Regions from separate parts of the Homo sapiens genome. Here region 1 is linked to region 2. A link is a contact called in ENCODE Hi-C or POLR2A ChIA-PET data. All regions are on one chromosome and are shown on one strand. Each heading gives the region's core, a stretch centred on a gene start or an enhancer-like site at or near the end of the contact. The rest is flanking DNA. Distances are from core to core; before and after follow the strand shown.

Evidence for each region. Hi-C counts contacts between places; a loop is a spot of excess contacts on that map. ChIA-PET counts read pairs that join two places held with the same protein, here RNA polymerase II (POLR2A). Pooled maps may share reads with other maps.
Region 1: a map with no recorded cell type shows a loop between it and region 2 (4-fold over the local background). The contact joins two enhancer-like sites. A Hi-C loop is called at or near these places in 6 of 168 maps with a recorded cell type or tissue (B cell, CD4-positive, alpha-beta memory T cell, CD8-positive, alpha-beta T cell and 3 more), 22 of 37 single-sample maps with no recorded cell type and 13 of 50 pooled maps. POLR2A ChIA-PET finds 5 or more read pairs at or near these places in 3 of 52 experiments (AG04450, OCI-LY7 and activated CD4-positive, alpha-beta T cell).

What each region holds. Positions count from the first base shown.
Region 1 is chr1:50,871,457-50,876,002 of GRCh38, forward strand. All of the region lies in intron 1 of FAF1 (Fas associated factor 1), which reads right to left. Among named protein-coding and RNA genes, the nearest start is that of FAF1, 87 kb to the right of the region's middle. RefSeq lists an enhancer at 2,201-2,495. Within about 2 kb of position 2,100, at least 3 of the 41 ENCODE cell types and tissues checked have a DNase peak (open chromatin) inside an H3K27ac peak, as active enhancers do; they include OCI-LY7, where a contact is called at or near this core.
Region 2 is chr1:50,915,277-50,919,744 of GRCh38, forward strand. The region is part of intron 1 of FAF1 (Fas associated factor 1); the gene reads right to left. Among named protein-coding and RNA genes, the nearest start is that of FAF1, 43 kb to the right of the region's middle. Within about 2 kb of position 2,020, at least 3 of the 41 ENCODE cell types and tissues checked have a DNase peak (open chromatin) inside an H3K27ac peak, as active enhancers do; they include OCI-LY7, where a contact is called at or near this core.

The DNA of each region.
Region 1 (4,546 bases), core at 850-3,349, 44 kb before region 2:
CTAATGCAGATGGTGACTTTCAACTGAAGCCAATGCTTATTGACCATTCTGAAAATCCTAGGTCTCTTCAGAATTATGCTAAATCTATTCTGCCTGTGCTCTCTAAATGGAACAACAAAGCCTGAATGACAGCACATCTCTTTACCATATGGGTTACTCAATATTTTAACCCAGCTTCTGGGACCTACTGCTTAGAAAAACAGATTCCTTTCAAACTATTACTATTCATTGACAATGCACTTGGTTACTCAAGAGCTCAGATAGAGATGTACAAAGAGATCAAAGTTGTTTTTCTGGCTGCTAACACAACATCGATTCTGTAGCTCATGGGTCAAGGATTATTTTTGAATTTCAAGTCTTGTTATTTAGAAAAACGAGGCGGGCGGATCACGAGGTCAGGAGATCGAGACCATCCTGGCTAACACGGTGAAACCCCGTCTCTACCAAAAATACAAAAAATTAGCCGGGCATAGTGGCGGGCGCCTGTAGTCCCAGCTACTCGGGAGGCTGAGGCAGGAGAATGGCATGAACCCGGGAGGCGGAGGTTGCAGTGAGCCGAGATTGCGCCACTGCACTCCAGCCTGGGCAACAGAGCCAGACTCCATCTCAAAAAAAAAAAAAAAAAAGAAAAAGAAAATACATTTCATAAAGCTATAATAGCTGCTGTAGATAGTGATTCCTCTTATGGATCTGGGCAAAGTACACTGAAAACTTTCTGGAAAGGATTCACCATTCTAGATGCCATTCATAATTCATGGGAAGAGGTCAAAATATCAACATCAACAAGAGTTTGGGAGAAGTTGATTCTCACCCTTATGGATAATTTTGAGGGATTCAAGACTTCAGCAGAGGAACTGCAGATATGGTGAAGACAGCAAGATAACTAGAATTAGAAGTGGAGTGTGAAGATATGCATGAATTGCTGCAATCTTATGATAAAACCTGAATAGATACGAAGTTGCTTCTTATGGATGAGCAAAAAAAGTGGTTTCTTGAGATGAAAATCTACTCCTGATGTAGATGCTGTGAACACTGTTGAAATGTAAACAAAGGATTTAGACTATGACATAACCTTAACTGATAAAGCAGCAGTAGGGTTTGAGAGGATTGACTCCAATTTTGAAAGAAGCTCTAGTTTGTGTAAAATGCTATCAAACAGGCTGGGCGCGGTGGCTCATGCCTATAATCCCAGCACTTTGGGAGGCCGAGGCAGGCAGAACACCTGAGGTCAGGAGTTCGAGACCAGGCTGCCCAACATGGTGAAACCCTATCTCTACTAAAAATACAAAAAAAAGTAGCTGGGTGTGGTGGTGGGTGCCTGTAATCCCAGCTACTCAGGAGGCTGAGGCAGGAGAATCGCTTGAACCTGGGAGGCGGAGTTGCAGTGAGCCGAGATTGCGCCACTGCACTCCAGCCTGGGCAACAACAGCGAAACTCCGTCTGGAAAAAAAAAAAAAATTGCTATCAAACAGCACTGCATGCTACACAGAAACCTCTCATGAAAGAAGGCCAACCAATGCAGCAAATGTAATTGTTGTCTTATTTTAAGAAATTGCTAGAGCCACCCCAACTTTCAGCAACCACTATCCTGATCAGTCAGCACCTATCAACGTTGAGGCAAGACCCTTCACCAGCAAAAAGATTAATACTTGCTGAAGGCTCAGGTGATAATTAGCATTTTTTTTAACAATAAAGTGTTTTAAAATTAAGGTACATGCTTTTCTTTTTAAGACATAATGCTACTGCACACTTAATGGGCTACATAATAGTGTAAATATAACTTATATGCACTGGGAAACCAAAAAATTAGTGACTCACTTTATTCAGATATCTACTTTACCGCATTGGTCGGGAACTGAGCCTAAAATAGTTCTCACTTTTTGAGGCTAACGATGCCTTTTTCCCCTATGGCCCTGGGTAAATGGTCACCTTTTTTACTGCTTCCCTGAATCTTCACGAAAATTTTACTAGACATTATTTGAAATGTACACGCCAGGCTTTTATAGCTCCTTCCTTGTATGACAAGACACCAGCAGGACTTACTTCCCCATCTGGGCAAGACAAACTTAAGAAAATGGCCAGAACCTGCAGATGGCGCCAAAAGCAACCTCTAGTGACACTCATTGTTCATTAGCATAAGATACTCCGACCAACACCATGATACTTTACAAATGCCACAACTCAGAAGTTACCACTCCTTTTCTAGGGATTTCTGAAAAACCTGTGCCTTAATTTGCATGTAATTAAAAGTGGGTGTAAATTATTAACCAACAGCCCACAAGGGCTCTCGGCACACTGCCTATAGGTTAGCCCTGCTCCGCAAGGTGGCAGTGTGAGTTTAATAAAGTTGCTGTGTTTCACTGCTGACTCATTCTTGAATTCTTTTCTGTGCAAAGCCAAGAAACCTCCCAGGCTAAGCAAATCTTGGGTCTCGCATACCCTGCATCATTGCTAGAGAACAGAGGTCTTATATCTCATCTCCAGGCATAAGACCAGTCTTCAGCCCCTAGTATCTACATCCAGTTGAGAGGGCCAGTTGCTGAAAGCAACTGTAGAAATGATGCAGGGTATGTGAGACCCAAAATTTGGGGCTTAGTCTGGGAGGTTCTGATAAAACCATTGCAATGACACTGATTTCCCTTTTTGGTTCTAGTACCTGACAATTGTCTATTTTTGCTTTCTAGCTTGACCATATTTAGTATTTTTGTTGTTAATACTTTATTCTACTGGCTGATTTTATTTAGTATTAAAGAGGGTCTTCAGTCTACCAGACCATTTGAAAGTCTATTGTTTATTATTTTCTTCATTCTGTCTTAAAACTAATTTCTTAAACATAAAAATAAAACCATCCCATACCCTGGTATACCCTCCATCAACACTTCATAATTTTAATATTTGCTATATGTTTTTAATTTATTGTTTTGAGACAGAGTCTCACTCTGTCACCTAGCCTAGAGTATAGTAGTGTGATCACAGCTCACTATAATACTGAACTCCTAAACTCAAGTGATCCTCCCACCTCAGCTCCCAAGTAGCTAGGACTACAGGCGAGCACCACCAAACCCAGCTAATTTCTTTACTTTTCGTAGAAATGGAGTCTCACTATTACCTAGGCTGGTCTTGAGGTACTGGTCTCATACAATCCACCTGCCTCAGTCTCCCAATGCACAAGGATTACTGGCATTAGCCACCATGCACAGCCAACTGCCCTATATATTTCAAACCCACTTTCTAAAAAAGTCAGAAATGTTTATAGATGATTTAAGTCTCCATCCCTTCTCCATCTTATTTTCTTTTCTTTCTTTTTTTTTTTTTTTTTTTTTTTTTTTTGGAGACAGGGTCTCACTCTGTCACCTGGGCTGGAGTGCAGTGGTGCAGTCACAGGTCACTGCAGCCTCAACCTCCCGAGCTCAAGCAGTTCTCCTGTCTCAGCCTGTAATGTAGCTGAGACTACAGCCATGGACCACCATGCCCAGCTAATCTTTGTTTTTCGTTTTCTGTTTTTGTAGAGACAGGGTTTTGCCATGTTGCCCAAGTTGGTATCTCATTTCTTTTCCTTCTTCCCTTCCCAGAAGTGTGAGAAAGTTATACCACCATGTTTTTTATATTTTTACATTATATATGAATTCATATTAAAGAATACTGAATTTTTTTGTTTTTCAAAGTATTCTATAAATCATACCAATCTGAATCTATTGTTTTGTTACAAAAGTAATGGTTTCCAGCTGTCCCTATACTCATTTATTTCTTATTTATTTCATTTTATTTATTTTCAGACTGTAGATTTTGGGGGTTTGTTGTTTTATTTATATATTTTAATTAACAAAAATTGAATATATTTATCACGTACAATATAATGTTTTGAAATATGTATACATTGTAGAATGGCTAAATGGGGCTAACATATGTATTACCCTACATATTTTAGCATTTTTTTGGTGAGAACACCTACAATCAACTCTCTACCCAACTTTCAAAAATATGATACATATATTCTTTTTTTCTTTTTTTTCTGAGACAGGGTCTTACTCTGTTGCCCAGGCTGGAGTGCAGTGGCACAGTCTCAGCTCACTGCAACCTCCCTCTCCCAGGTTCAAGCAATTCTCCTGTCTCAGCCTCCCAAGCAGCTGAGATTACAGGCACTTGCCACCATGCCCAACTAATTTTTGTATTTTTAATAGAGACGGGATTTCACCATGTTGGTCAGGCTGGTCTCGAACTCCTGATCTTGTGATCCACCCCCCTCGGCCTTCCAAAGTGCTGGGATTACAGGTGTGGGCCACTGCACCCAGCCTCTAATACATACATTCTTATTAAGTACTGTCATCATGTTATACAATACAGCTCATGAACTTACCCCCCTAACTGAAATTTTGTATCCTTTGACCAATACCTCCCCAACTCCCCAGACTCTAGTTTTGATAAAACCAGTCATTCAAATCCTCCTTTAACTATCACTACCATCCTTTTCCTCAAAAAGACAACTGGTTTAATTTCGTATGTGTGTTTTTGTGTTTTAACAAATAAGAATGCTCCAACTATTGCC
Region 2 (4,468 bases), core at 770-3,269:
CGAGAATCGCTTGAACCTGGGAGGCGGAGGTTGCAGTGAGCCAAGATCACGCCATTGCACTCCAGCCTGGGCAACAAGAGCGAAACTCCATCTCAAAAAAAAAAAAAAAAAGAACAACTTACTGAAAAACAAACTCCATCTTTCATTCAATAGAAGATATCTATATCCCTGAACCATGTTAGGATGCAGTTAAAAATAGTCAACCACTTAGACGAGTAGAAGATAAAACCTAACTGTTTACAGAGATGATGTCTGGTAAATAAGCTGATTTGCCCTGAAGAAAGGCTCAGGAATGGTATGTACCAGGTACCTCAGGAGGCAGAGGTAAGGCAGGGGGCTGAAAATAGGAGATTTTTTTTTTTTAATCCACAAGGAACCTCCCAGTTCCCAAATTCCATCTTCACACAGTGAAGCAACTAACCTTCCTCTTAACCTTCTTACGAGAAAAAAGGTATGTATTCTAGAGATGTTGAAATAAATATTTCAGGCTCATGAAAATTAGTCCCATAGGAGGATAAGAGTGAACTGTTGGACTGAAAATAAGGCTAAGTCAGCATTCTGAAAGGTGAGATCCACAGTCCCTATTCCCATCCAACTCTAGAACACTAGTGGACAAGCAGGAACCTTTAAAAATCCTTTTTTTTTCCCCTAAAGCTGAAAATAACTTCATACACTGACACTTGGATGTTCCCAAAGAAAAAAGCGAATCAAACAATAACCTTAAGAGATAATACAGCCCTCTGTTTGATAATTCCAGCCCATGTCCTCTGAGCTTCTAAGTAATTTTTCAGTACATACTCTTAAATGTGAATAGATAATAAAAGCACCAGACATTTGAGGAAAGCCTAGCACATGAAAGACAGACAAAAACAAACAAAAGGGGGTCGTAGGAGGAAGGGTAGAATGCAGGACAGGCACCATGCTAATTCTTATACTTACTATTTACTGTTGATATTATTCAGTCTTGATAACATTCTGTAACTTATTATTCCCATCTTCTAGATGAGGAAATGACACAGGATTAAGTAAATTATTCAGTCACACAGCTAATTTTGTGGTAAAGACAGGAAAGGAATCCAAGGCTACCTGACCCCAATACCTGGGCTTTTAACCATAAGCATTACCATTCCCTTTAGGACTTATCTTCACATACAAACACCTCGATTTCATAATAATGATGCCTCTTTCTTGTGGCACTACCCTCCTCCTAATGGACAAGTTGAAAGTGCTTTCTCAGAGTTCTAGAGCCCCACTTCCTCAGGAGCCTCAATGTAAAATGAACCTCTCTAAACGTAGAAACAAAGATCTTCAAACTGTTCACAGCATAATAATTTCCCATATGACATACTCCCTGACAGGTTGCAAAGGTCTTGACAAATGAAAGGAGAGGAGCACTAACAAATCATAGATTGGAAAGAGAATGGAAGCCTTCATATTACTTCTCCTAGAAGACTTAGGGAAACATAGAAATGAAGTTTTAATAATCAAATGCTGCTGAGAATAGTAATTATTAGCAAAGGACAGAATTAATGTCAATAAGTAAGTAAAGACAGTATCTATCCTATCCATTCATGGATTAGAAGCAAAAGACAGAAATAAAAAGCAGATAGATCAAAGGAAATTAAAGATAAGGAGAAATGAACCAAGCTGTAGTTTTAATTTTTAATTAGCCAAGTCCTAGGTAACTGGCAATGAGAGAAAGTTTCTGCCAGATGAATCGTGATAACTACAATGTCCCGAATCTATCACCCTAAGAGAATCAGCTATCAAAAAAGACAAGGAAAGGAGGAAGAAAGAACAGTGAAAGATGATGGCTTATGCTTGGGTAAACAGCAAAACTTAAAATCCAAACTATTTTTAAAAAGTATTCTCATCAATGCATTCAAAAGGTTTTGGTTCCAGATGGGCTAGAGTAGCTTGCAGAAGACTAACTCTTGCTGAGAACAAATTGAAAAGCTGAAAGATACACTGCAATCATCTATTTGCAGGCTCAGAAAAGCTTCTTCACAGAGGCAACAAGAACAAGATGGTATAAGATCCTGAAATCGAGAGAACTTAAAGAGGAAGCTGACTTCTGCTAGGGACTTTTTAATTCCGAGCAAGAACTTGAAAATACAGGCTTTGCATCAACAGAACCAACAAATAAAAATAGAAACCAGCAGAGATTTTTGCAGCAATCAGAGGGCCTCAAACATAATGCCAGATTTTTTGCCAAGCAACATTTGCTAAATTCAATGTATTAATGTATTCATTGAGTCAGATAACTAAAAAGCTTAATTTAGTTAGAAGCCAAGGAAAGGAAAAAGGAAAGGAAAAGAAAGGAAAAAGGAAAGGAAAAGGGAAAGGAAAAAGGAAAGGAAAGGAAAGGAAAGGAAAGGAAAGGAAAGGAAAGGAAAGGAAAGGAAAGGAAAGGAAAGGAAAGGAAAAGAAAGAAAACCAACATAGTTTTTGGCAGTTTTACAAAACAAAATTACACATCAGGACCAGCCAGGGTTAAGACCTCAGACTAAACACCAGAATCTAAGGTGAAATAAAAAGGTAAGTCACACACTGGGAGAAAATGTTCGCAATACATTTATCTGATGAACCTCAGAGGCATTAAGCTGAGAGAAAAAAGCCATACTCAAAACAGTGCATGCTGTATGACTTCATTTACATGAAGTCCAATAACAGGCAAACGTAATCTACAATAATAGAAATCAGACCTATGGTTTCACACAGGACATTAAGAATGATTGAGACTATGAAGAAACCTTTCTGGCCTCAAGTGATCTGCCCACCTCAGCCTCCCAAAGTGCTAGGATTACAGGAGTGGGCCACCACACCCTGCCTATATAATTATTAAAACTCATCAAATTGTCCACTTACAAAGAGTACATTTCACTGAATGTAAATTTCTTTTTTTTTTTTTTTAATTTTTTTTTTTTAATTATACTCTAAGTTTTAGGGTACATGTGCACATTGTGCAGGTTAGTTACATATGTATACATGTGCCATGCTGGTGTGCTGCACCCACTAACGTGTCATCTAGCATTAGGTATATCTCCCAATGCTATCCCTCCCCCCTCCCCCGACCCCACCACAGTCCCCAGAGTGTGATATTCCCCTTCCTGTGTCCATGTGATCTCATTGTTCAATTCCCACCTATGAGTGAGAATATGCGGTGTTTGGTTTTTTGTTCTTGCGATAGTTTACTGAGAATGATGGTTTCCAATTTCATCCATGTCCCTACAAAGGACATGAACTCATCATTTTTTATGGCTGCATAGTATTCCATGGTGTATATGTGCCACATTTTCTTAATCCAGTCTATCATTGTTGGACATTTGGGTTGGTTCCAAGTCTTTGCTATTGTGAATAGTGCCGCAATAAACATACGTGTGCATGTGTCTTTATAGCAGCATGATTTATAGTCCTTTGGGTATATACCCAGTAATGGGATGGCTGGGTCAAATGGTATTTCTAGTTCTAGATCCCTGAGGAATCGCCACACTGACTTCCACAATGGTTGAACTAGTTTACAGTCCCACCAACAGTGTAAAAGTGTTCCTATTTCTCCACATCCTCTCCAGCACCTGTTGTTTCCTGACTTTTTAATGATTGCCATTCTAACTGGTGTGAGATGATATCTCATAGTGGTTTTGATTTGCATTTCTCTGATGGCCAGTGATGATGAGCATTTCTTCATGTCACTGAATGTAAATTTCACATAAACCAAAACTTTTTAATTATAAGGAACAAAATAAATGAACTTTTACTCATCAATAAAGGCAGAATAAAAAAATTATGAAGTGTCAGGAATGTTATTTCCTTAATAATTTTGTTTTATACTCTTTAACAAAATGTTTTTAAATACCCAACAGATAGGTTTACCACTAATTCTAACTCCTAAATGAAAAACATGCAAATAATGAAAAATCAAAACAAATAAATTTCCAGATAAACAAAAGCTGAGAGAATTTCTCACCAACAGATCTGCATATAAAAAACAGTAACGGTTTTCATGCTGGAGGGAAATGATACTAGATGGAACTGCTAATCTACACAAAGAGCATCAGAAATAGTAAATGTAAGACTTTTTTTATTATTTCTTATATTCTTTAAAAAACAATTCTAAGCAAAAATCACAGAATGAATTATAAGCTATATAACACGTATAAGTAAAATACATGAAAAGAATAAAATAAAGGCTGCCGGGGGGTAAATAGAAGAATTTTTTTTTTTTTTTTGAGACAGAGTCTCGCTCTGTTGTCCAGGCTGGAGTGCAGTGGCACGGTCTCGGCTCACTGCAACCTCCGCCTCCCGGGTTCAAGCGATTCTCCTGCCTCAGCCTCCCGAGTAGCTGGGATTACAAGCACCTGACACCACGTCTGGCTAATTTTTTTTATTTTTAGTAGAGACAGGGTTTCACCATGTTGGCCAGGATGGTCTCGAACTCCTGACCTCGTGATCCACCAGCCTTGGCCTT